Regions from separate parts of the Homo sapiens genome. Here region 1 is linked to region 2. The links are chromatin loops, found by intact Hi-C in ENCODE. Cell type or tissue: A673. All regions are shown on one strand. Links, peaks and the distances in the headings refer to the core of each region. The heading gives the core; the rest is flanking DNA.

Region 1 (16,714 bases), core at 4,031-12,030, 280 kb before region 2:
AGGTGGCAAGAGGAAATTTCTCTAACTTGATTTTGATCTTGGCTTTTCTATCTAAGGCCAGTTTAAATGGTTACAAGATGAGAAAGCAGCGAACTCCAGGTATCTTATCATCTAGGGTAGTAGTCCTCAGCCTTTTTGGCACCAAGGACTGGTTTCGTGGAAGGCAATTTTTTTCCTAGACCCGGAGGTGGGAGTGGATGGATGGTTTCAGGATGAAACTATTCCACCTCAGATCATCAGGTATTAGTTAGATTCTCATAAGGAGTGTGCAATGCAACCTAGATCCCTCACATGCACAGTGCACAATAGGATTCACGTTCCTATGAGAATCTAATGCTACCATTGATTTGACAGGAGGTGAAGCTCAGGCAATAATGCTCACTCGCCCAATGCTCACCTCCTGCTGTGCAGCCCAGTTCCTAACAGGCCACAGACTGGTAGCAGTCCATGGCCCAGGCGTTGGGGACCCCTGTTCTAAGGTTAAAATTTTTGTTATTAAATAGGATCATTCAGAAAATGGAGAATTGTTTTCCTTTGCCCAAGAAAATATGACTTTTAGGAGTTTTAAAGTTTTATTAGTAATTGCTCAACTTTCAAGTAACATAATATTTATTTCTAGGTTTATAATTTTCTTCCTTTAAAAGAGTATTAAGGAAGGAAAGTTAATTGGATTTAAGGACTTAGATTAGATGGTCTCTAAGGTCACTCCAGATGGTCTCTTAATCACATTCTGTGATTAAGTGGGTAGGTTTGAGATTTTACTTTATAATCTGTGGAATTAGGCTGGTAATAGTGCTATATTAAAGGGGTGTCTGGGATGATAAAAGGCACTTGCCTCTCTCATGTTAATGGGTAAGATAGTAGGAAAACACCAAATTGTATTTGATAGTTCATTCATATCCCTACTTTGTCTTTCCCTCATTTTTATCACATGACAAAATAAGGGTTAAAAATTAGAGTTATCATATAGCTATTACATATCATCCACAAATCTGGATTCATAGTTAGTATAAATGTCCAAGATCTAAGAATCAGAATTCTGTTACATGGAGTCACATGGATATGATATAGAACAAAGGGCTGTAAAAAGGAGAAGGCATTTCAAGCAGAGGCAAATCTATTCATGACGGCAAAGAGTTGTGCATCGATGTGATATTTAGGTACCTGTAGGTAGTTCATCATGGCTGGACCAAGGGGGATATATTATGTTGGGGAGGAGGCAGGAGGGAATGAGTAAAGGCCAGGGCTAGAGTGGTAGTCAGGGGTCAGATGTGAAGGGCCTTGAGGGCCCAGCTAAGGAATTATGATTTTGTTCTTAAGGCTATGCTGATCCATGAAAAATTATTGACAGACTCTGAGTTGGGAATGACATGTCTGGTAGATAACTGGGTATGCTGATTTGTACGCCAGCTAGTCAGGGGCAGGAGAATTAAATGCCACAGTCATCAGTACATGAATGATCATCTCTGGGTCCTGGGAGAAAAGCGACAGGAATACAATGGTTATACTATGATACACTCGCCTTCTCTTCACCCACCCCAACTCCCACTGAGAAAAATCAAAAGAAGGATGGGACTGAGGAGTTCAGCTCCACCTCTTGCCCCGTGTTAGGAAGGCAGAGAGCGCTCCTTCCCTCCTGGCTTCCCAGGTTGGACCGTGGTATAGCTGTGAAGAGCTCCATGCTTTTCCAAAGCTGCTTTGGTTTTTCGCTTTACCAGACATTATCCACTTAAGAACAGGGTTGAAGGGAGCAGGAGTGGCTAATATTTTGATTTTTTGGAGTCAGAGTCTCACTATGTTACCCAGGCTAGTCTCAAATTCCTGGGCCCAAGCGATCATCCTGCCTAGGCCTCCCAAAGTGCTGGGTTTACAGACATGAGCCACTGTGCCTGGCCTGTTTGTTGTTATTATTTTGTTTTGTTTTCTTGTTTGTTTGTTTTAACGCCATTAAGAAAGCCCAGCAAAGAATAGGGGATATGTTGGTTATAGTCCAAGGACAGATCACCAGACTTTCTTGGAAAGGAAGTGCTGGTAGATTAGCTTAGAATATTTTTGTATCCCAGAAAATCTAGTGCACAGGTCTATGCCAGTGCACATCTGTTGCTACGGCTGGACCTAAGCAATTTTGTCAAGTACAGCTCTTTGATAAATACCAGTATTGAGAGGTGATCACCTTCCAACCTCCCTATCAAGTTAAAGAAAGCAAACCTGAGACCAAATGTTGACCATGCATACGAGATCCATTAAACAAACATTAAGAAGCAGATGTAAAACAATTCATACAGTCCATTCTGTATGCTTAGTGAATTCCTGGCTCTCTGTTCTATTCTGTGTTCTAACAAGACCTAGCATGAAATATTTACTCAAGGCAAATGTGACAATATTCTAAAGGCAGAAAAAAGTTAGATTCATAATCAGTATCAGGCATCCTAAATCCTTTAACTAAGTGGCTGGACGTAGCTTTGTTACAGAATAAATCTTTGGGAGACTTTCCAAAAAGCAAAGGGCTTACTAGAATCTCATATTCATTTGAGGATTGAAGTAGATGTAATATATTTTAGTCAATTCATATATTTTGATTTTCATCATTGAGAATTCTATTTTGAACATCTGTTGTCTAATTAACAGTCCACAAATTTTCACCAACATTTTTCCTAGCATTCATTATGCTAATTTAAGTCTTTGGTATTGATTGGAAATAATGACAGCAGAAAGGCTTGCAGTAGCAACCTCTGGAGTGTGAATGTTTCTGATTAAATGCTAGCTGATCAGGCCTGGAGTGTGACTTCCAGATTACGGCAACAAACTACTCCTATAGTGTCACTTAAACTAATACATGAAGATTATCACATTGTCTGTGCTGAAGTGTTTTAAGTTATAGAGCTCATGACACTTACCTTGGTTAACATCCTAGCCTACTTGCTAGTAGGAGCTTCCCTAAAATCCTCCCATATTCCTGGTCAACTGGGTGGCAAGGACACATAAAAAAAAGTATTAAAACTGGTATGTTACTGGTGCTCCTTTAAAGCAAAGAGAGCACTTTACATTAAACCATATCAAAATGGCCTTGTTACTTTGCATTCACACTGATTAACTGATTTATATTCTACAGGAGTACAGCTTTGGTTGGTAAAATGGTCCAAAATTCAATATGTCAAAGCACAGCATATATTTAATTAAATAATTTGATTAATAGTGCTTTAGAGAGCACACTTGACATTTACTTAGGAAATCTGATTCCTTTGGGAATTGTTTACTGCTAAGACATAAGTATAAATTTATATTAATGTTGCCTTCCAAAAGCAAAATTGCCTTTCCTTCAATAAACAGATCATGTCAATTTTGGTCATTTTTAAAAATCGAGAATTGATGAGTGTTTTCGTGTTGTTTTTCAACAAGGCCAGGTAAAATACAGTATGCCCATTTCACTATGGCGGGATAAAATGACATCTTTTAGTATAGGACAACATTGCAACTAAATGTTTTGGAAACTCTTATTGATATTTTTGTTTAAAAGATTACTTTTTAAAGTAAGAGTAGCTTAGGCTACCTACCAAATCTTTATTTCTTTATTTTCTGATGAGTAATAGCTTTATTTGATTACACTTGTAGTGAAATGTGACAGAATATGTAAATTCAACTTAAAATACCACAGAAATGGTTTTTCTCCTTACTTGAGTTTATTAATAAAGTACAGGACTTCCCACCTCTCTCTATGGATTAGTTCTGCTGTGTAAGGCAACTGATAGACTGTAATTGTATTTGTAAATATTCTTCAGATTGTCCCCTTTGCTACTGATGAGGAAAGGACAAAGAATCATTAGGTAAGACATTACTGAATGAGACCCTAATTACATGTGAACAGTTCTACTGAGCAATTGGGTGTGAAGCTGGAGACAGGCAATGGGTAGAGTAGAAGTAAGGTTCCCAGATAAAATATATAGTTAGTTTGAATTTTGGATAAACAACACATGATTTTTTAGTATGAGTATATATGTATGTGTGGGACATATTTACACCAAAAAATTTTATACCTTATTTACGTGAAATTCAAATTTAACTAGGCATTCTATACTTTTTGTTTGTAAAACGTGGCAACTTTAGGTAAGAAGTGGGGGGTGTTGGAAGTTTATATTTTAATTTCTATTTTTGTCTGCATCTTGAACATTGTTTTTCTAAAAAGTGATCTTAAATGAAAACTTCTTTAGGAAATAATTCTGGACTGAGATTTGGAGGATTTTTTTGTTTTCTACCTAGGACCTTGTGAATTTTTCTTTCTGAAGCCTGTAATTCAAAATGATGAGAAAAAGCAAGCACACTTCAGTTGTTTGGAAATGAGTAACTCAGGGAAACTGGAGAGGAAATGGATGGACTCTAATGCTGGATCATTGGTAAAATCTGTAGATTGTCACACCACTTGAGCTCTGGGAGGCTCTACATTAATTATTTAAAAAAATGAGATTTAAAATCAAATATACTTGGGTCCAACTACAAAACTTATGATGTGACTTTGAACATTATTGTCTTCCCCAATATAATGAAATGAATATAACAGTAGTAATCCTGTCATGTGTATTGAGTCAAATAACAATTATAAAATTCTTGGCATAATACTTGATACACACAAAATACTACAAAAAATGGCAGCTTTGTTCTCATGCCTTTTCAAGTCAAGTGTGTTTTGCAAATAAGTTGGGTATTTATTTTCTTAAAAATAAATAAACAAGAAAAAAATGTAATAATACCAGTTCAGGGAAAATATTTTATTTAATGTATAAATTAGGCTAAGAAATAGGGACAGCCTGTAGCCCCCAGCTGCTCAGGAAGCCGAGGCAGGAGAATGGCCTGAACCCAGGGGGCGGAGCTTGCAGTGAGCCAAGATGCCGCCACTGCACTCCAGCCTGGGCGACAGAGCAAGACTCCATCTCAAAAATAAATAAATAAAATAAAATAAAATAAAATAAAAAGAAATCTATTTTTCATAAAAGAAGAAAGAACATGAACAATTTTGCTTGTGATGTATTTTTTCCCTGTTAAAATTTTCCCCTTCATTGTATTTCTAAAGCTCTATGAATTTTCATCTAAACTCCTCTTTTAAAATATTTCAGTATGTGTCACTGATACGGTTTGGATTTGTTTCCCTGCCCAAATCTCATGTGGAATTGTAACTCCCAGTTGGAAGAGGGGCCTGGTGGGAGGTGATTGGATCATGGGGCAGATTTCCCCCTTGCTGTTTTCTTGATAGTGAGTGAGTTCTCACAAGATCTGGTTGTTTGAAAGTGTGTAGCACCTCCCCCTTCACTCTCTCTTTCTCCTTTTCTGGTCATATAAGACATGCTGCTTCCTCTTTGTCTTCTGCCATGATTGTAAGTTTCCTGAGGCCTCCCCAGCTGTGTATGCTTCCTGTACAGCCTGTGGAACTGCGAGTCAATTAAACCTCTTTTCTTTATAAATCACCTAGTCTCAGGTAGTTCTTTATAGCAATGAGAGAAGGGACTAATACAGTCACCAATAATATTCATTTTCCTTGTTACTAAAAAGCTAAATTTATGTCATCAATAATAATGTCAGATCTAGAAGTCTATGGAATTTCAATGCAGAAATATTATATTCCCAAGTAATCAGAAACCTGTGAGAATTTTATTCTTATTGTTACTATAATAGGATACTTTATTTATTTTTATTTCATTTTAATAATTATTTAAAGTATTGCACTCATCCTAAAACTGATGATACATTGTAAAAAAATATGCTATGATGTGTGATTATTGTAGCTAACCATAACAATAGTAACCTTGTGATAGAATTGATATGATGTACCTATGCTTTTTTTCTCAACTAAATCAAAATATAATAATCTGGTAAGGCAAAGTCTCAGAATCTCAGTGGATGGAATTGCTGTTCCAAGGTAGTGCTCTTTGGGTTTTGTATGAATTAACATCTGTTTATGTTGACTAAACCATCATTCCGATTTTGTGGATGAGATCACCCAATTCATAAGTCCTCCTTTTGTGAACTGAGGAGGCTCAGTGACTTAGAAGAAACCCAATTCTCTTCAACTCCATATCTGAATCTTTCTGGGATTTTTGCCATCTAACTGACAAGGTTTAGGGAAGTATTTTCACTTAATAGGAAACTACATTTATCAGTCATGTCCTAGGTGCTGAGAGTAGATGGACAAAATACTCACACTTAAACAATTTTCAGTTACAGGAAGATGGACCACTGGTATGTATGGTGTGGGTGGAAGCAAGTGTGGTGTAGAAAGGCAAGGAGATAAAGGAGGCAAGGGAAGTCTTCTGAGCTGAGGCTTGTAAGTGAGAATAGACATGAGCCCCAATGACTTGGCAACACCAGCCACTTCCTGAAGGTAAAAGAATTGGAGCAGATTAAGTTAAAGATCTCCATAGAAAATGATTCATCTAGAAGATCGTAAGAGGAAAATAAATAGGCAAATATTGCTTAGACTAACAGCGTTAGAATTTTTAGACATTTAAAGCAAATTCTTCCTCATTAACACTTGACTAAAAATAACAATAGAAATAATATTGGGTACAGTCAGCTGTCCATATCCATGGGTTCCACATCTGTGGATTCAACCAAGCACAGATCAAAACTATTGGGGAAAAAAACCTATCTGTACTGAACATGTACATGTACTTTTTCCTTGCCATTATTCCCTTAACAATACAGTATAATGACTATTTACATAGCATTTACATTGTACTAGGTATTATAAGTAATCTAGAAATGATTTAAAATATACTATATTTTAAATGCTATGTATTTAATATGAATATGCTATAGTATAAAATACTATTGCCATTTTATATCAGGGACTCGAGATTTTGGTACCCACAGGAAGTCCTGGAACAAATTCTCCATGGAAACTGAGGTCAACCGTAATTTATCTGCATTTAATATGTACCAGGTACTGTGCCTAAGCTCTGTGTACGTTATCTGATTTCATACTCACTACAGCTCCTTAAAGGATCATTGTCCCCATTTGGCAGATGAAGAAGTTGAGGCTAAGGGAAGTTAAGGACTAGAGCTCAGGCTAAAACCTAAGTTTCGCTCCTTAGCCTGTAGTATCATTTTTATAAACTGCTCCTCTTTAATTCAAGGGACAGCTTGCTTGGTATTCTTCTTCTCGTCACACGAAGAAGGCAGAATAGACTGAAGAAATCAACAGAAGTTCTTAAAATTGAATTATTAGCATTATCTTCTATGCTCTTTCACCCACACATGAAGAAAATATATGCACTCAGCCACTTACTCAGACAAAGAAGGCTAATAAATGATTTGTTTCTTATATTAATGGAATTAAAAAAAGCAACAGTAAGTCAATTATTTGCCTATTGGCATAGCCCCAGAAAACCGAATCCGTTTGGACGGCTAAAGTGGAAATAGTTGTCTATTTACAACACATTTTTAATGCTCTACTGTTTCAAGTGTTTTTTTTTTGTTTGTTTGTTTTCTTTTTTCCTCCGTCTGAAAAGGAGGTTGGAAGCTTTATTGTAAATACATTGGGTGATGAGATCCATGTCTTAGTGGATCAGTGTTTTAAAGATTTGTAGGTGGCTAAACCTGTTTGGGATAGGGATAACAGAGCAGGGAAGAAGATGGAAATTAGGCAAATACAGAGCCAATCAAATGTCAAGAACCGGAAATGAGGATAATTTTTCTGGCTGTATTTATTTACAACTCAAGCTGCAACATGAACCCATCTGTGAAAATTCCATTCCTTGGGAGACACTCTTAGAGTAGTCTTCAATGTTTCCACCAGAGGGCAGTAATGTCCTCTGCTATATCTTGAGTGGCGGTGACTATTCATCAGTCGGATGGAACAGTGGGAGAGTGATCTACCCAGTCTACATTTAGACTGCAGGGTGAATTTGGTACCAAAACCCAAACAGAAGACAAAGCAGTGATATTACAGCAATAAACATGAGCTGTAAAGGCTTTTAAATCAAAACTACGAACAATAATACATTCGTCAAAGTTGATTGAATCGGGATGGTATTCAAAATTCGGAGTATGGTTAATCCTGGAAGATGCCATCAGCAGTGTTCAGTGAGCATGATGGCAAAATCCTGGTATCTCATGAAACCACAGGAAGATCATCTTTCAGAACAAACAAGAAATAAAGATAGGGCATTTCTTCTAAGACGCTCAAATATCCAAATCACCTTGCCTTGTGCCGTGGGGTAGGTCTCTTGTGTCTAATTACACCTGTCTCTCATTCCACTATTGCAGATTGGTTTAACTGGAATTAGACACTAAGATGGAATCTGAGGTGCAAAATGCTCACAATGGTCCAACACCTGGGAAAGGAGGTGGGAGAAAGCAAAACTGTCGAGTGTATGAAATTGAAATGTGATCCAGGCCTGGCAAAGCCTTGACCAATATGCCTAAGAGTCCTGGTGCAAGGATTGCCCACCAGTGTTCTGTATTACATGAACCTGACTAGGTCTTTATAACCCTGCTTCAGTCTCTCCTGGATGTGAGCTGCCCCAAGAAGGGCTAAGGAAGTCTCTGTAGGAGCTGTGAGATGAAGGCTATGTGAATACCTGAAATGGAACTTTTCTTATTTGTGACAGATGAATTTAGTCTTTGGATGTAAGATAAAGTGGGCCAAAGGGCTCCTGCTTTGTCATTCCAAAAGAGTCCTTCTTCAATGCAGTCATACTGCAATTTTTCTAAGAAATAGTTTTGTCCTGTGATTGTGATGGATTTCCTTTTCCATAAAATTACGTAGCTGAAAGAATGACAAAGGCTTACTCAGCTCAACCTACTCAGTTTACAAATGTGGAATGTGAAGTCTATAAGAGTTAAGTAACTTATTGGCAATTACACAAGTAAGTTAGTAGCAGAGTCAGAATTCAGATCTCATTAGATTACTCAATCCAGTACTCATTCTAATTTGCCAACATGTACCAATCTAGCCACACACTACTGCCAAGATTTTTTTTTTTTTTTGTAATCAGCGACATCAATAATATACTAGCTTCTCTCAGCAGTGGATGACTCAATCTGGAAATCTATTCTGCCCCCATTTTTAGCTGTTGACATCTTTATTTCAAGGCCAAGTTCAAATGCTATCTCCATTCTGTTTGGTTGAATTTTCCTTTACTTGGTAAGGAAGGAGGTATCGGTTGATTCAAGTTTTTTCCTGGTTGGAAGCCAATGGAGAGCAGATTTAATGAAACTCTTCATGCATACCATTAGTGGTGGGGGAAAAAATTAGAAAACTAGGAGCAAGAGGGGAGGAAAATAAAGTATTTAGCTAAAGAGAATTCGAGTTATGACTCAAGCCCATTTTTAAAAATTATTATTTCAGTAATACTATGAAGAGAGCACAGATTCTTTTTTATTTTATCATTATTTTTTAAATTTCAATAGTTTTTGGTGAACAGGTGGTATTTGGTCACATAAATAAGTTCTTTAGTAGTGATTTCTGAGATTCTGATGCACCCATTACCTGAGCAGTGTATATTGTACCCAATGTGTCGTCTTTTATCCCTCACCCCTTTCCCTCCCATTCCCTCAAGTCTCCGATGTCCGTTGTATCATTCCTATGCCTTTGTGTCCGCATAGTTTAGCTCCCACTTACGAGTTGCTGCAGATGCCATCATTTTATTCCTTTTTATGGTTAAGTAGTATTCCATGGTATGCATATACCACATTTTCTTTACCCACTTGTTGATTGATGAGCATTTGGACTGGTTCCATATTTTTGCAGCTGTGAATTGTGCTGCTATAAACATGCATGTGCAAGTATCTTTTTTGTATAATGACTTCATTTCCTCTGCGTAGGTACCCTGTAGTGGGATTGCTGGATCAAATGGTAGCTCTACTTTTAGTTCTTTAAGGAATCTCCACACTGTTTTCCATAGTGATTGTACTGGTTTACCTTCCCACAAATGTGTAAAAGTGGTCCCTTTTCACCACATCCACACCAACATCTATTATTTTTTATTTTTTGATTATGGCCATTCTTGCGGGAGTAAAGTGGTATCACATTACAGTTTTGATATGCATTTCCCTGATAATTAGTGATATTAAGCATTTTTTAATATGTTTGTTGGCCATTTGTATATCTTCTTTTGAGAATTGTCTATTCATGTCCTTTGCCCAGTTTTTTTGATGGGATTGTTTGTTTTGTTCTTGCTGATTTGTTTGACTTCCTGGTAGATTCTGCATATTAGTCCTTTTTTGGGTGTTATAGATTGCAAAGATTTTTGTCCTACTCTGTGGGTTCTCTGCTTACTCTGCTGATTGTTTCTTTTGCTGTGCAAAAGTTTTTTTTTTTTTTTTTTTTTTTTTGGAGACAGAGTCTTGCTCTGCCTCCTAGGCTGGAATGCAGTGATGTGATCTTGACTCACTGCAACCTCCACCTCCTGGGTTCAAGCGATTCTCTTGCCTCAGCCTCCTGAGTAACTGGGACTACAGGTGCGCACCACCACGCCCAGTTAATTTTTGTATTTTTAATAGGGACGGATTTCACCACGTTGGCCAGGATGATCTCGATCTCAAGACCTCGTGATCCACCTGCCTCAGCCTCTCAAAGTGCTGAGATTACAGGTGTGAGCCACTGTGCCCAGCCAGAAGCTTTTTACTTTAATGAAATCCCATCTATTTATGTTTGTTTTTGTTGCATTTGCTTTTGGGTTCTTGGTCATGAAGTCTTTGCCTAAGCCATGTCTAGAAGGGTTTTTTTAATGTTATCTTCCACAATTTTTATGGTTTCAGGTCTTAGATTTAAGTCTTTGATTCATATTGAGTTGATTTTTGCATAGGGTGAGATGAGGATCCAGCTTCATTCTTCTACCTGTGACTTGCCAATTATCCTAATACCATTTGTTAAATAGGGTGGCCTTTCCACACTTTGGTTTTGTTTGCTTTGTCAAAGATCAGATGATTGTAAGTATTTGGCTTTATTTCTGGGTTCTCTATTCTGTTCCATTTGTCTATATGCCTATTTTTATGCCAGTACCATGCTATTTTGGTGAATATGGCCTTATAGTATAGTTTGAAGTTGGGTGTTGTAATGCCTCCAGATTTGTTCTTTTTGCTTAGCCTTGCTTTGACTATGCAGGCTCTTTTTTTGTTCCACATGAATTTTAGGATTGTTTTTTCTAATTCTGTGAAGAATGATGGTGGTATTTTGATGGAAATTTTATTGAATTTGTAGATTGCTTTTGGCAGTATGGTCATTTTCACAATATTGATTCTGCCCATCCATGAGCATAGGGTGTGTTTCCATTTGTTTGTGTTGTGTATCATTTCTTTCAGCAGTGTTTTGTAGTTTTCCTTGTAGAAGTCTTTCACCGCCTTGGTTAAGCATATTCCTAAGTATTTTATTTCTTGCAGCTATTGTAAAAGAGATTGAGTTCTTGATTTGATTCTCAGCTTGGTACATGTTGGTATATAGCAGAGCAACTGATTTGTGTATATTAATTTTGTAACCTGAAACTTTGCTGAATTCATTTACCAGTTCCAGGGTCTTTTTGGATGAGTCTTTAGGGTTTTCTAGGTATACAATCATATCACTAGCAACCAGCGACAGTTTGACTTCCTCATTACCGATTTGGATGCCCTTTCTTTCTCTTGTCTGATTGCTCTGGCTAGGACTTGCAGTACTACGTTGAATAGAAGTGGTGAAAGTGGGCATTCTTCTTTTGTTCCAGTTCTCAGAAGGAATGCTTTCAGCTTTTCTCTGTTCAGTATAATGTTGGCTGTGGGTTTGTCATAGATGGCTTTTATTACCTTAAGGTATGTTCCCTCTATGCCGATTCTGCTGAGAGTTTTAATCATTAAGGGATGCTGGATTTTTTCAAATGCTTTTTCTGCATCTATTGAGATAATCATGTGATTTTTGTTTTTAATTCTGTTTATGTGGTGTATCACATTTATTGACTTGCTGATGTTAAACCATCCCTGCATCCCTAGTATGAAACCCACTTGATCATGGTGGATTTTCTGTTTGATCTGCTGTTTTATTCTGTTAGCTAATATTTTTTTGAATATTTTTGCATCTATGTTCATCAGAGATATTGGTCTGTAGTTTTCTTTTTTTGTTATATTCTTTCCTGGTTTTGGTAGGAGGGTGATATTGGCTTCATAGAATGATTTGGAGAGGATTCTCTCTTTCTCTATCTTTTGGAATAGTGTCAATAGGATTGTTACTAACTCTTTTTTTGCATGTCTGACAGAATTCAATTGTGAATCCATCTGGTATTGGCCTTTTTTTTGTTGGTAACTTTTTAACTATCATTTCAGTCTAGCTTCTTGTTATTGGTTTGTTCACAGTTTCTATTTCTTCCTGGTTTAATCTATGAGGGTTGTATATTTCCAGGAATTTATTCATCTCCTCTAGATTTTCTAGTTTATGCATGTAAAGGTGTTCATAGTAGCCTTTAATGATCTTTTGTATTTCTGTGGTATCAGTTGTAATATCTCCCATTTTGTTTCTAGTTGAGCTTATTTGGATCTTCTCTCTTCTTTTCCTGGTTAATCTCACTAATGAGCTATCAATTTTATTTATCCTTTCAAAGAACCAACTTTTATTTTGTTTGTCTTTGGTATTTTTTGTTTCAATTTCATGTAGTTCTCTTCTAATCTTGGTTATTTCTTTTCATCTGCTGGGTTTGGGTTTCATTTGTTCTTGCTTCTTTAATTCCTTGAAGTGTGACCTCAGATTGTTTATTTGTGATCTTTCAGACTTTTTGATGTAGGCATTTAATGCTATGAACTTTCCTTTTAGTATTGCTTTGCTGTATTCCAGAGGTTTTGATAGATTGTGTCACTGTTATTGCTCAGTTCAAATAATTTTTAAGTTTTCATCTTGATTTCATTGTTAATCTAACAATCATTCAGGAGCAGACATTTAGTTTCCATGTATTTGCATGGTTTCGAGGGTTCTTTTTGAAGTTGATTTCCAATTTTATTCCACTGTGGTCTGAGAGAGTTCTTGATATAATTTCAATTTTTCTTAAATTTGTTGAAACTTGTTTTGTGGCCTATTATATGGTCTATCTTGGAGAATGTTCATGTGCTGATGAATAGAATGTATATTCTGCAGTTGTTGGGTAGAGTGTTCTGTAAATATCTGTTAAGTCCATTTGTTCTAGGATATAGTTTAAGTCCATTGTTCCTTTGTTGAATTTCTGTCTTGATGATCTGCCTAGTGCTGTCAGTGGAGTATTGAAATCTCCCACTATTATTGTGTTGCCATCTATCTCATTCCTTAGGTCTAGTAGTAATTGTTTTATAAATTTGGGAGCTCCAGTATTAGGTGCATATATATTTAGGACTGTGATATTTTGCTGTTAGACGAGTCCTTTTGTCATCACATAATGTCCCTCTTTGTCTTTTTTAACTGCTGTTGCTTTAAAGTTTGTTTTGTCTGATCTAAGAATGGTTACTCCTGCTTGCTTTTGGTGTCCATTGGCATGGAATATCTTTTTTCACCCTTTACCTTAAGTTTATGTGAGTCCTTATGTGTCAGGTAAGTCTCCCAAAGACAGCAGATACTTGGTTGGTGACTTCTAATCCATTCTGCCATTCTGTATCTTTTTTTTTTTTTTTTTTGAGATGGAGTCTTGCTCTGTTGCCCAGGCTGGAGTGCAGGGGCACAATCTTGGCTTACTGCAATCTCTGCCTCCCAGGTTTAAGCGATTCTCCTACCTCACCCTCCCGAGTAGCTGGGACTACAGGTGCGTGCCACCATGCCTGGCTAATTTTGTATTTCTAGAAGAGATGGGGTTTCACTGTGTTAGCCAGGATGGTCTCAATCTCCTGACCTCATGACCTACTTGACTCAGCCTCCAAAAGTGTTGAGATAACAGGGGTGAGCCACCGCACCCAGCCTTTGTATCTTTTAAGTGGAGTATTTAGGCCATTTACATTCAATATCTGTATTGAGATGTGAGGTACTATTCTATTCACTGTGATTGTTGCCTGAATACTTTGGATTTTTTTTATTGTGTGATTGTTTTATAGGTCCCTTGAGATGTATACTTTAAGGAAATTCTATTTTGATGTATTTCTAGGATTTGTTTCAAGATTTAGAACTCCTTTTAGCAGTTCTTGTAGTGCTGGCTTGGTAGTGGTGAATTTTCTCAGCATTTGTTTGTCTACAAAAGACTGTATCTTTCCTTCATTTATGAAGCTTAGTTTCACTGGATACAAAATTCTTGTCTTATAATTGTTTTGTTTAAGGAGGCTAAAAGATAGGACCCCAGTCCCTTCTAGCTTGTAGGGTTTCTGCTGAAAAATCTGCTGTTAATCTGACAAATTTTTCTTTATAGGTTACTGATGCCTTTGCCTCACAGTTCTTAAGATTCTTTCCTTCGTTTTGACTTTAGATAACCTGATGACAACGTGCCTAGGCGATGATCTTTTTGCAATACATTTCCAAGGTGTTCTTTGAGCTTCTTGTGTTTGAATGTCTAGATCTCTAGCAAGACTGGGAAAGTTTTCCTCAATTATTCCCTCAAATGTGTTTTCCAAACTTTCAGATTTCTCGTTCTCCTCAGGAACACCAATTATTCTTAGGTTTGCTCGTTTAACATAATCCCACACTTCTTGGAGGCTTTGTTCATTTTTTTAAAATTATTTTTTGTTTGTTTTTGTTGGATTGGGTTAATTCAAAAGCCTTATCTTTGAACTCTGAAGTTCTTTCTTCTACTTGTTTGATTCTGTTGCTGACTTTCCAGTGCATTTTGCATTTCTCAAAGTGTGTCTTTGATTTCCAGAAGTTGTGATTTTTTTTTTACTTATGCTATCTATTTTACTAGAGATTTTTCCATTCATATCTTATATATATATATATTTTTTTAAGTTATACTCTACCTTTCTCTGATGCCTCCTTGATTGCCTTAATAATCAACCTTTTGAGTGTTTTTTTTCTGGCAATTCAGAGATTTCTACTTGGTTTGGATCCATTGCTGGTGAGCTAGTATGATTTTCTGGGGGTGTTAAAGAACCTTGTTTGTCACATTACCAGAATTATTTTTCTAGTTCTTTCTCATTTGTGTAGACTATTTCAGAGGGAAGATCTGGGACTCAAGGGCTGCTGCTCAGATTCTTTTGTCCCACGGGGGTGTTCCCTTGATGTGGTGCACTCCTCTTTCCCCTAGGCATGGGGCTTCTTGAGAGCTGAACTGCAGTTACTGTTATTTCTCCTCTGGATCTAGCTACCCAGCGGAGGTATCAGGCTCCAGGCTGGTATTGGGGAGTGTCTGCAAAGAGCCCTGTGATGTGACCTGTTATCAGGTCTGTCAGCCATGGATCCCAACAACTACTCTGGTGGAAGTAGAAGGGGAGTAAGGTGGACTCTGTGAGAGTCCTTAGTTGTATTTTTGTTAAGTGTGCTGGTTTTGTGTTGGCTGGCCTCCAGCCAGGAGGTGGTGCTTCAAGACTGCATCAGCTGCAGTTGTATAAGAAGGATACAAGCTTGCTCTAGAGTCATCTTTGGATAAATATTCCAGTTTCTCAGGTGGGGGGCAAGGCCATAGAGCTCCCTAGAGATTATGACCTTTGTCTTTGGCTTCCAGGGTGGGTAGAGAAAGACCATCAGCTGGGGGCAGGGTTAGGCGTGTCTGAACTCAGACTCTCCTTGGGTGGGGCTTGCTACAGCTGCTGTGGGGAGTGGGGGTGTGAGTCCCAGGCCAATGTAGTTATGCTCCCAAGGGGATTATGGCTGTCTCTGTTGCATCACACAGATCACCAGGGAAGTGAAGGAAAGCCAGCAGCCACAGGCCTCACCCAGCTCCCACACAGCCTGCATCCTGAAAGGCTGGTCTCACTCCTACTGTGCTCCTGCAACAGCACCAAGTATATTTCCAGGCAACTGGTGAGCAGGGCTGAGAACTTGCCCCAGACCACAAGTCTCCCAGCTGAGAAAGCACAGCTCCTCAGTTGTCCCACAGAGCCTGCAGTGGCAATCCACCTCCTTCAAAAGTTCTGTGAATTCTCTCAGCTTTCCTGGTATGTTCCTGCGGTAGTTCTTGGAGCAAAAGTTCATGATGTGGGTCTCCACTTGCTGCTCTGTCCCTCCACGTGGCAGCTGCAAGTTAGTGCTTCCTCCTATCAGCCATTTTTCTGATAACCAATCCTCAAGCCCATTTTGAGGCTTATTATGTTATACACTTAATGATGATCATGATGATTACCCTTAATCATAGCACTATTGGCCAGGCGCAGTGGCTCACACCTATAATCCCAGCACTTTGGGAGGGTGAGGCGGGAGGATCACGAGGTGAAGTGATGGAGACCATCCTGGCCAACATGGTGAAACCTTGTCTCTACTAAAAATACAAAAATTAACTGGACATGGTGGTACATGCCTGTAGTCCCAGCTACTTGGGAGGCTGAGGCAGGAGAATTGCTTGAACCTGGGAGGCAAAGGTTGCAGTGAGCTGAGCTCATGCCACTGCATTCCAGCCTAGTGACAGAGCATGAATCCATCTAAAAACAAACAAACAAACAAAACTCCACAACAACAACAACAAAAAACCCATAGCACTATTATCCTATGTTATAGATATGAAAATTGGGGCTGGGATGGTTTATACAGTTTGAGCAAATTTAGGTAGGACTTCCTTTCCTTCCTTCCTTTCTTTTCCTTCTATTTATTCATTCAATCTTTTATTACATATTCATTGCCTATACTGTGTCTAACACTCCAGTGTATATGTGCCTTACATTG
Region 2 (16,714 bases), core at 5,457-13,456:
GAGATCGCTCCACTGCACTCCAGGCTGGGCAACAGAGCAAGACTCCCGTCTCAAAAAAAAAAAAAAAAGGTTAATTTCAGTCACTGATCATCTACTTGTTGAAAATTTTCTTTCAGTGTCTTATTTAACTGCCTTCATTTGGACTGTTAGAAAGCCAAAGGTATCTTTTCTTTTCTTTTTTTTTTTTTTTTTTTTTGAGATAAGGTCTCACTCTGTCGCCCAGGCTGGAGTACAGTGCCACGATCTCAGCTCACTGTTACCTCTGCCTCCGGGATCAAGCGATTCTCCTGCCTTAGCCTCCCAAGTAGTTGGGATTACAGGCACACAGCACCATATCCAGCTAATTTTTGTATTTTTAGTAGAGATGGGGTTTCACCATGTTGGCCCGACTGGTCTTGATCGCCTGACCTCAAGTGATCCGCCCGCCTCGGCCTCCCAAAGTGCTGGGATTACAGGTGTGAGCCACTGCTCCTGGTGTAGCCAAAAATATCTTAAAAACCAACAGTTGTGCTGAGGGAAAAGAAATGTACACATTCAAGGATAGGGTATAATTTTAGAAATTGTATTTGTAATTTAAATTTAGAACTTTGTATTATCTCTCGGAGGTTGGATTTAGCATTTTGGTTTGTAGATGGATCTATCCGTTAAAAAGACAAATTCTTGCTTTTTTATAATATTAAAATGTGAGAAATTGTTTCTACTAAAATATTGAATCAAGCCCGGGTGCAGTGGTTTATGCCTCTAATCCTAGCTCTTTGGGAGGCTGAGGCAGGTGGATCACCTGAGCTCAGGAGTTCGAGACCATCCTGGCCAACATGGCGAAACCCTGTCTCTACTAAAAATACAAACATTAGCTGAGAGTGCCATAAATATTTGGGGGCAAAATGTACGGTACCTGTAGAGGCCTCCATTTAAGTCGTATGTACATTATACTCACCTGAATTTGCAAGAGCAACAGGCCGAGGTCTTCTATAGCCTTACACTTCCCAGCTTCACCTTTAAGGGAGAGGCCTGGGAAGTGATCTGGCAATACTGCCCTGTATGGCTGTATGTCCAGCTTACTGCCACAGTACTGTTTTCCTTCTCAGCAGATGTCTGTGCTTTTCATGTCTGCCATTATGGGCCTGTGTTGATTCTTCAGCAGTCCCAGTTTAGCTAATTGGGTGATTGCATTGCCCTGCGCTGGTGGAGCTGGAAAAGGAAATGACTTCTGACTTAGTTTTCTCCTGGGGCTTTTTCTGTAGAGTCCAGTGGTGTATGTCATAGTGTATGTCAAGCCACACACCCTTTCCCGTGCTTCTTGTAGGTATGAAATCGTCCTCATTACCTAGCACTCAGGTGTTTTTAATTCAGGGGTTTATCAAACCAGTCTAGTGGAGTTCTGGCCAATCAGCTAGGACTAGCCAGAGCTGGTTGACACCAGTGTGTGTGTGGCCTTTGATACAGAAATACACAGATTCACGTCATAGCTTTTTGGTGCACGTTTTGTTGATTTTGTTCAGCCAAGATGATTGTTCATGTGTTCTCTTGTATTTGTTAGTGTGTCTCCATATTAATATGATCCTGCTCAATATTTATGTTTTATTCTCTTGAGCAATTTCAGCACAGATGGCTTTTACTGAGACTCGCTACTCCATTGGCAAAGTCCATTTAATATGTAGTATTTGCAGGTGCGCATAAGCATAACTATCCTTAGAAAAGAATTCTGGAATCGCCCTTGTGTGTTTTTTTGCTGCTGACTCAGAAGAGCAATGATACATTTCAGATCTTCAGTTTTCAGTTCTTTCTAGCTGTCATGAGACTTAAAGAAATTTAGGTTTATTAAAATTCCATAAACATTTGTAAAATCTGTTTTGATATTGATAAAGAAGTGCCATTATGAAAGGTGTTTAATTTAAATATGGGAAAGCTTTATCTTAAATTCTCTTTATGTATTTGAAAACAAATTTAAAGTGATTTGCAGTTTAATGAAGGTATGGCCATGCCGGCAGTATCCAAGTATCAGATGTGGGGTTATTTTTTGTCTCATGTGCAAGTATGGTTTTCACCAAATCCTGTCATTTTTCTGTGTGGTACTGTTTGGGGCCTTAACACTTTGCCTCTTATTAACTACCATAGCCTTCTGATTGATCTGGCTTCTAGTTTTTTTCCTCATTCCTGAAATCACTCTGCAAATAGGCACTTGAGTAATCTTCTGAATACACTGCTCTAATGGTGTCCCTGAATTGGTGAAAGGCTTCTGGTTGCTTCTGATGACCCTAAGACAACTTTTGTGTCTGGTCATGAGGGCCCTCTCTGGGCTTGGCTCTTCATCTCCATTTCTGCTTTTTACTTGAGTCCTTCTCTTTTCTCATTATTCTCTGGCCTGTAACTCTGTTCTGTAAATCTAGAATGTCCAATTATCTTCTCTCCAAGCAATATCTGATCTGATTCCTTACTGGCTCTCAAGAAAGTAATTCCTTTGGGAAAATGTTCCCTTGACTATGCTAGTCTACAGATATCTTTTCCTCCTCTTTTTAATTAGGGCACTTCTCACCCCCACTTTCCCCACCTCCAACACTGAAGAACATAGTTTTTACTTTTGTGGCTTGGTAAGCTTTTTTGTGACTGGGTCTCATTCCTTTCATTAGACTAGAAGCAGAGAGGCAGCATGGCTTGGCATAGTGATTAGGTGAGTAGTAAGCCTTGGGTTTAGACTTGGGTCCAAATTGTAGCTCTGAGCAATTTACTATCTCTGTGCCTCAGTTCCCTTATCTGAGAAATGGGGCCAATACTAGTTCCTCACCATAGGTTGGCTTTTTTCTTTCATCTGAGAACAGTCATTTCTCTGTAAAACTACTAAACTAAATAGATTTGTTTATTTAGTATACTGAACACATTTTGTTTGCCATTAATCCTCTCTGTCCATCCTTCTTAGGAATTTTCTTGGTCGTGTTCAGTACACAAACAATTTAGAGAGATCTCTCACCTTGTTTTAGAACAGGGCAATTCTTTGAACACATACAGGCTAAGCTAGAAGGCACGTGTCTTTCCCTGGAACAACTTCACATTTTCTTGACCTACATATCCAGATGGTGTTGGTGCCCTTATTTTATAGATATATGAGTTTGCACTGTACTTATGGTATTTAAATTCTTATGTGGCATATCAGTCTGGAATCAGAACATCAGAGTTTGTCTTGGCTCTGCTATTTATGGAAAATCAACCTTCTAGAGTTTTAGTTTCTATTTTTTAAATTAAATTAAATTAAATTAAAAATTTTTGTGAGTACATAGTAGGTGTATGCATTTATGAGGTACATGAGATGTTTTGATATAGGCATGCAATGTGAAATAAGCACTTAGTTTCTTTATATGTGAAATGCAGTGTTAATATCAGACCTCTCATTTACAGGGTTATTCTGAGTCTTGAAAATAAGAATCATACGGTTGTATGTTAATGAACGTTATAGTATATTTTACTTAACCCATTTTTAGGCACTTACAATATGCTAGTATTAACTCATGCAATAACTAATTGAACCCTCAGAACAATTTTGTGAGGAGGTACTAATACATTATAGAGAAGAGCAAACTGCAGAGCTTAATTAATTGCCTACAATCACAGTTAGTAAGTGGTAGTACTAGAATAGACACCTGGCAGGTTGGCTGTGGACCCTAGTTGAGGCTACTGCATCACATGACCTTTCTCTAAGTGTTACTGGGATTAGCCACCTCTGCTGTGGGCTTTCTCATTTTGTCTCCTCAGCCAACAATTCCAGTAATTCAGAGGCATCCGAAGTTAAGCCAATTGTGCATTCAAAACCTCCAACTTTTGTCTATTTTGTATTGTAACTTAAAACATAAAAAGAAAACAAATGCAATGCCTGTGAACTCAGAATAACTGCTCTGTGATTAAAAACACAAAATGCTGTGCAAACATGTGAAAGTCACATGGTAAGATTAATGCATATTGAGCTTATTTTACTTATTGTTGGAAGTTAGAAATGTCAATATTTCAGCAATGAAAACAATGCAGATGTATGATGTACAAAACATATACTGTAAAGATAGTTTGGAAACTTATGAGCTTTAATCTTTTTATCTATTTCAGGACTTTCTGGGACAAGTGTTTTGTACATTGGGAGAGATCGTTGGTTCACAGGGAAGTCGCCTGGAAAAACCAATAGTGTAAGTATTTTTTAATTCAGACAATGAAATGCCAACTTTAACAGTTTCTATTTTGTCAGTTTGGAATTGGTGAATGCATGGTTGTGGAGCAAAAGTGGGTTTTAAAATCTTGTTTGAGTTTTTTCTTTTAACAAATAATTTTGACATATTTTTAAAGAATAATTTCTATGTCACCTGTCATATGCTATGCTAAAAAATTTTCACAAGATGAAATGAGCAAATTTAAATAAGGAAATGTGTTGTTTTTCTTTTGGTTGTACTATTAATTATCAGATTTCGTACTTCTTGAAAAAGAGATTTTACTCTTTTGGGTTAGTAAATATATGTAGTAAACTGCTGTTAATACCATGTATTTCATAAATGCACTTTTGGTTATTGAAATTTTCATAATAATTTTTACCATGGAAGTGGCTTGTAGAGAAAGCTGTAAGTAGGTAAATATTGGGAGAAGGTAATCACTAAGAATGGTCTATTCCATCTTCACCTTCAATTACTAGGATCATGTTTAGTTTTCATGTCAATTGCATGAGTTGATTCTGTTTCCTCCAGTTCCAAATAAGGCAGGGAGCAAATTTTAGAAATTTTTCATGGCTTTATTCTCCTTTCCTCCTTCTTCCCCTTCCCTAATCCTGATTATTTGGATTGACTTAACTGTTCATAAAATTCAGAAGATCTAGAAAGAATAGTACATTTGCAGAGTTAACCACAATCTCAAAAGCTTTAGGGAATTTTGAAGTCTTTATCTTCATCAACCTTTTAAGAATCTCAAACTCAAAAAATAAATATTCCAATACTCCATAAATCTGTTTATTTCTGACATAAATACTTGAAATGGCAAGGCATTATTCTCACATTTCTTATATAAAATTAAACTTTTTATTTAGTGTGTTCATTGCTATGCAAGAAATTATTAGGCTAATAAGAATTCTATAAATTCTAAGTTTTTGAAATTTAATTTGATTTCCTTAGAAAATTATTACCGAATGTCAGTTTGAAAACTTTCATATATCAGCTCCCATTTTAAATTCTTTTTGTGTGTAATTTATTTTCACATAATTATAGGACTTGGAAGCTTATTACAAAAATATATTTATGCTCACTTTAGTAAGTAGTAAGCAATCTGTGAGGCAGATGCAAATATTTTATTGAGTGCATATAATTCTAATTGCATCTCCTATTCTAGTGACTTATGCTCACAAGGATTCCTAAGACCACTAAATCTACCTTTTGTTTTTTGTCGTTAAAAAGAATCAATAATATATGCAATACCACCTTAAAGATGCCTTTAACATTCTTCAAGAGAAAACAAAAGCAATTAAAATACAGAATTTTCATTTCCAAGCAACAGAATAGAGATTTTTATGAATGGGTACACTTCTTATTCATTTATTTATTTGTTAGCTTTTATTTTAGGTTCAGAGGTACTTGTGCAGGTTTGTTAGGTAGATAAATTGCACATCACAGGGCTTTGGCATACAGATTATTTCATCACCCAGGTAATAAGCATAGTACCCCATAGGTAGTTTTTCGGTCCTCACTTTCCTCCCTTCCTCCACCCTCAAGTAGGCTCCAGTGTCTGCTGTTTCCTTCTTTGTGTCCATGACTACTCAATGTTTATCTCCCGCTTATAAGTGAGAACATGTGGTATTTGGTTTTCTGTTCCTGTGTCAATTTGCTTAGGATAATGGCCTCTAGTTCCATTACTGTTGCTACAAAGGTTAAAATTTCAGACTTTTTTATGTCTATATAATATTCCATGTTGTATATTTACCACATTTTATTTATCCAGTCCACCATTGGTGGGCATTTAGGTTGATTCCATGTCTTTGCTATTGTGAATAGTGCTGCAATGAACATAAACATGAATGTCTTTATGGTAGAACAATTTATATTCCTTTGGCTATGTACCCAATAATGGGATTGCTGGGTCAAATGGTAATTCTGTTTTAAGTTGTTTGAGAAATCACCAAATTGCTTTACACAATGGCTGAACTAATTTACATTTCCACCAGCAGCATATAAGTGTTCCCTTTTCTCTGCAGCCTCACCAGCATCTGTTATTTTTTGACTTTTTAGTAATAGCCACTCTGACTGTTCTAAGATGATATCTCATTATGGTTTTTATTTGCATTTCTCTAATGATTAGTGATGTTGAGCATTTCTTTCCTATGCACGTTGGCTATGTGGTATACTTTTTTTTTTTTTTTTTTTTGAGACGGAGTCTCCCTTTGTTGTCCAGGCGCAATCTCTGCTCACTGCAACCTCTGCCTCCCGGGTTCAAGTGATTCTTCTGCCTCAGCCTCCCGAGTAGCTGGGATTACAGGCGCACGTGTGGCACCCTGCTAATTTTTTTTTTTTTTTTTTTGTATTTTTAGTAGAGACGGGGTTTCAGCATGTTGGTCAGGCTGGTCTCGAACTCCTGACCTCGTGATCTGCCCGCCTCGGCCTCCCAAAGTTCTGGGATTACAGGCGTGAGCCACTGCACCCAGCCTATGTGGTATACATATTTTTAAATTAGTAATTTTATTGGAAATTTTTATCTGTTTTTTTAACATAAGGAAATCATAATTCTAATTTCAGAAAATGATTAAATTATTAAGTTATAAAAAATTTACCAGTGGAAAATCATATTTATATTAATCTTGGAATATATTAAAAATTTGATATTATTATAATGTGTTGATTGGGGTATGTGGTGAATAGAACATAGCATAAGATATGGTCCTTGTTCAGCTGATTCAACAATTCCCACTAGGTATGACCAGCAAAAATAAATTCTTGCTAAGAGGTGAAGATACCTAGGGTAGACTGGTAGAATATGCAGATGTTGGGAGAATTTGCTGGGGGTTGAGTCATGATCATTTTATGTAATCAGAAAGGATGAGATTTAGATTTTTCTTAGCTCTTGCTAAGGGCGGGGTATAACATACACATATTTCATATAGTGTAATGAGGGAAAGACTTCAAAACTTGTTCATCCAACATGGATCTACAGTAACCACATGCTGTGCTTCATCTATAGGATATTCTGAAATTTAGACAACTTTATTGAAGGTCCTCAGGTTCTATCTTTCTTACTGAAAAAGGAATAATTAATTTGATTTTCTAAGCTTATATCACTAAATTTTATTCAGCCCTTCATCTCCTTGGACAGTCTTGTCAGGCAAATAAACATTAAGAAAATAGTTTAAAGGTAAGATTATTGTTTGAGCAGTGGAAGATTTCTAAATTTTTCTAAGAAAACTTAGCTAGGCAAGTTTTAGTACTAAGTGGGTAAGAAAATGTAAAGCTTGAGTGTAGCAAAGAGATGGACTACAAAAGAAAAAAGCAAAGAAACAAAACCTTAGGAATTGCAGACTGGTTGCAATTACATTCATTAAACAGTAGTGAATTGGATTAGATACCTGAGATAATCCAATAGAGGAAAGAGATGAGAGGGTGAAATGAAATAGGAAAGATTAATTAAAAATGGGAGAGTAAAAGTGAATACGATTAGTTTGCTAGTGGAAAGATATTTTGGCTTTATTAATTAAGGCACCTAGTGACGTGCTATCACTGGATCAGATGTTCCAACGCAGGTGAACAATGGACTGGAAAAAACATTTTGTAGTCACCCTTCGTCTTACATAGAAAAGACTGGCTTTAATGAAAAACTCTAGCTGTGAGAGAGGCATATGTCTGGAGGAAGAACATGTGGATTGAAGAACAAGGTCTGTTGGCTAAGTTTTAAGTTCAGGTACTTTGAGAGAAGATACAGCTTCTATGCAAATAGCATTTTACTCCCTTACCTCAGTCTCAAATGAAAAACACAACCATTCATACTTTTTGTTTGAAAAAGCACAATTGGGTTGAGGAAGAGCAAAATGCTGTTTTCATGGAAGCTTTATCTGCGAATAATGCCAAGATAGCCCTTCAGAGCAGCTGGTCCACTCCATGGAGTCCTAAATTCCACATTCATCCTTGCTAACTCCTGCTCTTCCATGTACTTCACTTTTTTTACTTTTTAACTTTTTTTCCTGAATCAATCTAATAAGCAAATAGTGGGAAGAGATGGGAACATGGGAAGATCTGAGATATTTCAGTGGAAGAGGGAATGGCTTTGGAAGAAATGAAACCAGGGAAGATATTGGAGATGATGCAAGGTCAGGAAGTGTTTTCTTCTCGTGACAGGAAGCTTGGTGACAAACACAACTTCGAAGCCTCCATGTTTTCACATGAATATGTAAGAGTAGTAAAATTTATGAATGCATGACCGAAATAGCCGAGAAATTCACACTGGGGAAATAATAGGTATTTATGGTATAGCTCTTCTATCTATTCTTCATAGTTTCCACTGCCTCCTGCTGCCTTGCTGTGTGAACCTGCCCTGACCAGATATCTTTAACCGTCTGGTTAAAGATAACATTGTAGGACAGCCACTAAACATTCTACTGTTTTTCATGGTCTGGTCCTCATGACTGAGGATAGAAATAGAATTTGCACACTCCTGGTGCTGCAGCCATTACTTTTTGCAATCATGTTTGTGAGAGGTTAGGTGATTTTCCCTATCTGGATGGGCACTGGCTTCTGAATTGCAGCATAGGACACCTCCAGAAGATATCCTGAGGCAGACAGTCCACTTGTAAGTAACACACAATTGATTTATCATGAATTTAAAGTCTTCTTGTGTCCCAAATGTTATTTATCTTAAGTAGCATTATCCAAGTACCTCTTATTTATTAATTTTAGATTAGAGATTTATTTCCCAATTAGTTTCCCATTTATATTCTAAGTTATTCAGAATACTTCCTTGTTTTTTTTTTGCTTTCTTTCCTTTAAATGGCCTAACTTAAATTATTTTCTGATAAGATACTCAGAATAATTTCTTCTAGCTTTTTAATTGCGATTGTGTTGTAATATCTCCTCAGAGATAGTCTTTTTAAATTTATGATAACTGTAAAATTGGGAGATTTAAAGGAGACAACTTAGAATTTGAAATTATTTAATATCAATCAAACTTTTGACAACGAAGTTAGGATTATTGTGAAGGTAAAATGGTTTGTTGTATGTAGCCTTTTGCCTCATTCTATAATGAGAATTTGAATTTAACCTCGGGCTTTTTTACTTTCTGTGTTTTGGTTATTGTTGTCATTTATAAAATTAGATTTTCTCATTTTATTATGGGAAAAAGCATTTCTATTTTTAATATTTTATATGCATAATGATGAAATAATTTGAAATTGATGTTCAATAATTTTTAGTTTACTTTTTAATAGCAGCTTAAGATTTTTGCAATTTCAATAGTCTGTTCTGTTGGATTTAAGCTTTGGGCAAACACGTTTCTCATCTGAATTCCATCCTACACTTTTGGGCTTTTCCTGGAACCCTCCTAAAATGAGTCTTGTGCTACTTAATTTGACTGAAACATTTACTGTGCTTCCTATGACTCATCGGCTCCTCTCTTTAGATCATCCCATTATTATTTAGCATTATACCCACTCAGCAGTGTGTTTTCTCATGCTGTGAGATTGTATCCAATTTTCTGTGATGCTGTCAAAGAGTCGTATGTCTTCTATCTTTAGGGATCTCAGTGATGGATTCGGCAAAGCCTTCCGAAATGCAAGAATCAGCACCGGTTTAAGAAAGATTGCCATTCTCTCCTCTGGGAGGAAAATATTTATTATGTTCCTCAAGTAATAGGCCTATTTGTTCCTGTTACTCTCAGCCAGGCATGAGTGGTTCCATATAAAAGGATCAGGGAAAAAGGCAGGCACTGGTAATAATTAGAAACTAGATTCTTACTCCAGGGAGAAGCAGGATACAATGGGAAGAAGCAGTACCAGCAGTAATGGTACCAGCAGCTGTTTTGACTAAAGGACGTTTAGGAGGGCAAAGGCTATGTTTTTTGTAGGCTGGCAAAAGCACTTTGTGATCTAGGCAGTTGGTAGTGGGTGGAGAATTAAGGGAAGGTTCGTAGATGGATGATTGTGTCCTAACAGGTGAAGAGGACAGGGACAGGGACTCAGAGGCAAGTGATAATTGAAAAACCAGCTTGTAATTGTCTGATAGATGTGGGGATCTCAATTGTGACTTAGGGTTCAAGGACAGAGACAGACAGGTGCTGAAGTACAACAAGATGAAAGCAGGGAGAGGAACAGAGCAGAAAGGAAGCTTCAGAATAAGGAAGAAGACTAAAATAGAAGAATAGTGTTTGAGGGGACTTGAGGCAGAGACTTACAGGGTTGGCTTGAAGATTTGACACAGATGTGGACTTATCCTGAAAGTTAGGCTTTGACTGTGAATGCACTTAGAGATCAAATGTCTGTGAGAAGGAAGAGGAGGAAGAGGGATAGGAGAATGCATAGTCATAAAAGTGGGAAACATACAAACTCACCATAAAACAGGGCATGTTTTTAGCATGCAGCTTTTTGCCTGTAAAAATGTAATCAACTTTGGGGGAAATTTTGAGGCTCAAAGTAATCTTTATTAATTAAATTGATATTGTTATGCTCTCTAATTTACTTCAGTGGGAAGAATATTGGGCTGGACTCAGAAGATGGTGTTTTTAGTCCTATCTCTGCTACTAACTTGCTATTGCAATATTAGGCCGTTTTTACATCTATACTTTTTTTTATGTCTATGGGTCACATTTGTAATAAGAATTTGCTGTAGAGCTAAATAAACAGCCACTGTAATGAAGTTGATAGTACATGAGCTTTGGGAGCAGTCAGACCTGGGTGTTACAATTGATTAGGTATGTAATTTGAGCAAAGTGCATCAAATTCCTGAGACCCAGCTTCCTCATCTGAAATATCTGAATAACACTCATTTAAGAGTATTATTGTAAGTAACATCAATACTTTATACAACTGATTTGTGATGGAGCACATTAGAATTTAATAAACACTCATTGTTTTTATTAAAAATAGCCAGTATCTTTCCTTCCTTCCTTCATGTTTATTTTTCTTAGAGACGTGTTTAGCTAGGAATTCAGCAAGTTTAAGGAAAGGACCGTGTTAAACCAAACTTGATTACACTTATGTAAAGTGGTAAGTATTATCCAAATATAAATATTAAAAACTATTTGTCTGTTTTCAGTATGTAGCTGAACTATCAAATAGGGGAACTGAGTTAGATTTCTTCTTTTCATTAGTTTGGGTTTTATAAGATAGTTTTGGAAATATCCCAAATTTCCCATGTTAACATGTAATTACAAAAAATAATCCAGGGTTCAGTGTCAATTAAGAATAAAATATTTTTTTATTTGCAAAGACTACACAGATGTGTATACATGTTTGTAATCTTCACATGACTCAACACATTAAAAATAAAACCACTGATTGCCTTTCAGATAGATATTAGATACTTCACCAGCCTAGAGTAGAGCTTTAATCTACTTCTGGGAAAGCCTCTCGAAAAATGGTATATTCTTTTTAAAGGCCAAAGATAGAAGGAATTTTAGTACATTTACTCATGTTATTATACACAAGCTTCTGAGGTTTACATATAATCGAAGTTTAATCAAAATGTTGAGTTGAACCACTTTCTTGCATTCATTTTCGAATGTGAGTGAGCTCATTCTCTGGAATGATCTCCAGGGAGGTAAATTGCTTACTCTAAATAGGCAGATTATGTGTATCTGCAGATTCCCATGATTCTCTGCTCTACTCAGATATTCCAGTAGTGACAACTAAAGTCATACAGATGAAGAACTCTTCTGGATGGAAAGGATTGTAAAGGATATGACCAGTCATGAGAGATATAGGTAAAATGAATGAGTTTTTTACAAAATAGCCTTTAATGTCATTGTCAGAGACAAGCCTCAGAATGATTGGTTGGTTGTTCTGACTTGGTGTGACATGTGTCTTGTTCCTATGAGACTTGTGTGCAAATAAGCCCTTTGGGCATCCCAGTTTAGGAAAGAAAAACAAAAGGAAAAATTATTTTACGAATGGTAACTTTATAGAGCAAATAATTTACTGACAGATTCTGGTAGATAGAATCTGAGTATAATAGAGGTTTTAGGGATTGTGTTTTTTAAAAATAATATATTCAACAAATCTTTACTAGGAATTGATTATGGATCAGAAACTGTTAGGTACTAAGTATACAATGATGAATATGCAAAGTTGTTCCTGTCTTTATTGGTTTTTACCATTTATTCATTAAATGAATAATCATGCAACTAAGTATAATTGCATATTGATACAGGCCCTATGAAAATTAGAATATTAGCTTAACCTACAATATGTAGGTCATTTTTAGTATTTTAAACTTTATCATAAATGCAATGGGAAAATTTACGATTTTTTTCAAAGAGGATCATTGACTTCTGTGTAGAGGATGGTTGTATGTGGTTAACAGATAGTTGTTTGGGTTAGGAAGATGAGGAAAAATGGACAGATGAAAAATATGTTCTGAAGGTTGATTTCACAAGGATTGGTGAAAGGTTGATGGTCTAGGTTGAAGAAGATTTCAAGGACCTTCAGGTTTCTTTCATGAGACAGTGGATGTAAGGAGGATGTATGCTAACAAAAGGAAGATCATCCATTTTTGAGGTTGCCATACAGATTGGTGAGCTTTAGTAGTAGATGGGACATTCTGTCCATGTGTTTTAGGTGCCAGTATTCACCCAGAGTTTCAACATTTGCAAGATATTTTTGTTTATATTTGCCTAACCTCATTGGGTTGGATTGAAAACCTGTTGGAAACATTATAACTGAAGGAAACAAGTGATAAGACATGATCTATATTATTTTGGAGGGTGAGTTCTAATAGTATTACCTTTATAGATTCAGCGAACATTCTCAGTTTCACTCAAATAAAGCTAATAAACAGGTTAGTTTTATTTGATACTTCACCAGCCTATAAAACTAATAAAGCTTGTTTATTAGTTTTATTTGGGTGACACTAAGAATGTTCTTAGTTTTCTAAATAAAACTAATTTATTCAGATGAGTTTCTATTTTTCTTTTCTTTCTTTCTTTTTTTTTTCTGAGATGAAGTCTCACTGTGTTGCCCAGGCTGGAGTAGAGTGGCACAATCTCGGCTCACTGCAACTTCTGCCTCCCGGGTTCAAGCAATTCTCCTGCCTCAGCCTCCTGAGTAGCCAGGATTATAGGTGCACATCACCACGCCCGGCTAATTTTTGTATTTTTAGTAGAGATGGGGTTTCACCATGTTGGCGAGGCTGATCTTGAACTCCTGATCTTGTGATCCCCCCATCTTCGCCTCCCAAAGTGCTGGGATTACAGGAGTGAGCCACCACGCCCTGCCAATTCAGTTTAGTTTCCAAATGGTTGCTTTTTGTATAGGAAGTGTTTAGAAGTTATATTGTGATAAAATCTTTCAGAGAAACTACAGTTTCCTCTACAGTGAAATTTATTGCTCCTTTCTTCTTTTTTTTCCTCTTGTGTATGGCATAGTTTGATGATTCTAGGATTCAAAATGCAGGCTAAGAATATTAGTTCTGTAGTTAAACAAACTAATAGGTGAGGAAAGACCTTTATGGACCAACCTTGGAACATAAGCATCACACTTATCTTGGTCTGAGTTATAACGCACTGATAAAATGAGTGTTTGGAAGGAACATTTGGGAATTATCTCTGCTCTTTTTTTTTTTTTTTTTTTTTTTGAGACGGAGTCTTGCTCTGTCACCCAGGCTAGAGTGCAGTGGTGTGATCTTGGCTCACTGCAAGGTCCGCCTCCCGGGTTCACACCATTCTCCTGCGTCAGCCTCCCGAGTAGCTGGGACTACAGGCGCCCGCCATCACGCCCGGCTAATTTTTTGTATTTTTAGTAGAGACAGGGTTTCACCATGTTAGCCAGGATGGTCTCGATCTCCTGACCTTGTGATCCGCCTGCCTCGGCCTCCCAAAGTGCTGCAATTACAGACGTGAGCCACCGCGCCCGGCCCTATCTCTGCTGTTATACTTATTCTCAGGTGGATGTTAGTTATCAAAGCAAATAAAAGGGAGCTGTGAATTGTTATTTTAAGTAATACCAGTGGCTAACTTGATTGCATTATAATAAGTCAGTTATGGCTAGCCATATGCAGAAAACTGAAACTGGATCCCTTCCTTATGCCTTATACAAAAATTAACTCAAGATGGATTAAAGACTTAAATGTAAAACCTAAAACCATAAAAACCCTAGAATAAAACCTAGACAATACGATTCAGGACATAGGCATGGGCAAAGACTTCATGACTAAAACACCAAAAGCAATTGCAACAAATGTCAAAATTGACAAATGGGATCTAATTAAATTAAAGAGCTTCTGCACAGCAAAATAAACTATCATTAGGGTGTACAGGCAACCCACAGAATGGGAAAAATTTTTTGAAATGTATCAATCTGACAAAGATCTGAAATCCAGAATCTTTAAGGAATTTAAACAAATTTACAAGAAAAAATCAAACAACCCTATCAAAAAGTGGGCAAAGTATGTGAACAGACACTTCTCAAAAGAAGACACTTATGCGGCCAACAAACATATGAAAAAAAGCTCATCAACACTGGTCATTAGAGAAATGCAAATCAAAACCACAGTGAGATACCATCTCATGCCAGTTAGAATGGCAATCATTAAAAAGTCAGGAAACAACAGATGTTGGAGAGAATGTGGAGAAATAGGAATGCTTTTACACTGTTGGTGGGAGTGTAAATTAGTTCAACCATTGTGGAAGACAGTGTGGGGATTCCTAAAAGATCTAGAACCAGGAATACCATTTGACCCAGCAATCCCATTACTGAATATATACCCAAAGGATTATAAATCATTCTACTATAAAGACACATGCACACATATGTTTATTGCAGCACTGTTCACAATAGCCAAGACCTGGAACCAACCGAAATGCCCATCAATGATAGACTGGTTAAAGAAGATATGGCACATATACACCATAGAATACTGTGCAGACATAAAAAAGGATGAGTTTATGTCCTTTGCAGGGACATGGATGAAGCTGGAAACCATTCTCAGCAAAGTAACACAGGAACAGAAAACCGAACACTACATGTTCTCATTCATAAGAGGGAGTTGAACAATGAGAACACGTGGACACAGGGAGGGGAACATCACACACCAGCACCTGTCATGGGGTGGGGGACCAGGGGAGGGAGAGCATTAGGAAAAACACCTAATGCATGTGGGGCTTAAAACCTAGATGATGGTTGATGGGTGGCAGCAAACCACCGTGTAACAAACCTGCACTTTCTGCACATGCATCCCAGAACTGAAAGTATAATTAAAAAAAAAATCAGTTACTATTCTACTGGCTTTGCATCTATTGACTCCTCTAACCTTCATAGCACTATTACGAGCTAGACAAGTACTGTTATTATACCCATTTCATCAGAGGGAGAAACTGAGACAAGATTCTGAAAAAACTAAGTTCAAATACAGGGTGTTTGGCTTTCATGCCTGCATGCTTAACCACAGCATTATATTGCCTTCAAAAAAATGAATAAATTGGCCAGGCGCAGTGGCTCACGCCCGTAATCCCAGCACTTTGGGAGGCCAAGGCAGGAGGATCACGAGGTCAGGAGATCGAGACCATCCTGGCTAACACAGTGAAACCCTGTCTCTACTAAAAATACGAAAAATTAGCCGGGCGTAGCGGTGGGTGCCTGTAGTCCCAGCTACTCGGGAGGCTGAGGCAGGAGAATGGCATGAACCCAGGAGGCGGAGCTTGCAGTGAGCTGAGATCGAACCACTGCACTCCAGCCTGGGAGACAGAGCGAGACTTTGTCTCTCACAAAAAAAAAAAAAAAAAAAAAAAGAATAAATTAATGTGTAACTTTAAACGAAATTTAAAAATTTGGTATCACTTTAGTAATACAGAATCATTTACTGAAGAGTCAAGAATATCTCTAGATGCAAGAAGAGCTCCCAGGGAACACCCATTCTGATTTAGGTCATTTCAAGGATGAGGTTCCTTCCTGGTGTCTGTTACCCATGCAACTCTTCCTCAAGCACAGTCCAGTGGCCCACCTTTATCTGAGATAAACAGGGCTCAACTATTTTCCAGAACAGAGCCAAGACAGTCTAAATATAGGAAGGCAATTGGAAGGATTAAAAAATAAATTCATTTTTAGTTTTGGAAATAAGTACTTCTGTTTTTTTCCCCTTATTTGGAAAATCATTGTTTTGAATTGACAATGTGGTAACAAGAAAACTTCACAGTGTTGTCATCGTACCTGGTCATTTTTTCTATTTGATAATTCAGGATGATTTGCCCAGTCTCTAACTCTACAGAGTTTTCTAGGGCTTTCTATCCTTTCAAAAGTTCCTGTTTAATTGGCTCACATATTCCCTGGAGAAAGGGAAGGGGAGAGATTAGACATACTGTTAGTGTTTGTATTCATTCATTCGTTTATTTAAAAAGCTTTTGAGTATTTAGCCTTGATTGGGCTGTGGCATCATTTTAGGTCCAGGTAGACTCAGTGCATCAGGCTGCCCTGAGAACAAATGCCAGTAAGTAAAAATTTCCAATAATCTTGACATTTCACTGTTTTCTTTGATAACAACAATAGTGATTGGACCCTCCCAGTAATTGTGGA

Evidence for each region. Peaks named below come from ENCODE experiments on the same cell type or tissue, not always from the same donor. Only the 100,000 strongest peaks of a DNase experiment are listed, where the experiment ranks them.
Region 1: a loop joins it to region 2, with 2.6 times the contacts of the local background. A loop is called at or near these places in 2 of 110 quality-filtered maps.

The regions. Positions count from the first base shown.
Region 1 is chr12:39,094,824-39,111,537 of GRCh38, reverse strand. The region is part of intron 1 of LINC02406 (long intergenic non-protein coding RNA 2406); the gene reads left to right. Among named protein-coding and RNA genes, the nearest start is that of LINC02406, 42 kb to the left of the region's middle. In A673, for the core only: a CTCF peak has its summit at 7,763 (motif pointing right); a DNase peak (open chromatin) is centred at 7,797.
Region 2 is chr12:38,816,834-38,833,547 of GRCh38, reverse strand. It overlaps CPNE8 (copine 8), which reads left to right. Exons shown (of 20, transcript NM_153634.3): 6 at 4,093-4,169. Among named protein-coding and RNA genes, the nearest start is that of CPNE8, 80 kb to the left of the region's middle. In A673, for the core only: no CTCF peak of the experiment used is centred there; a DNase peak (open chromatin) is centred at 9,647.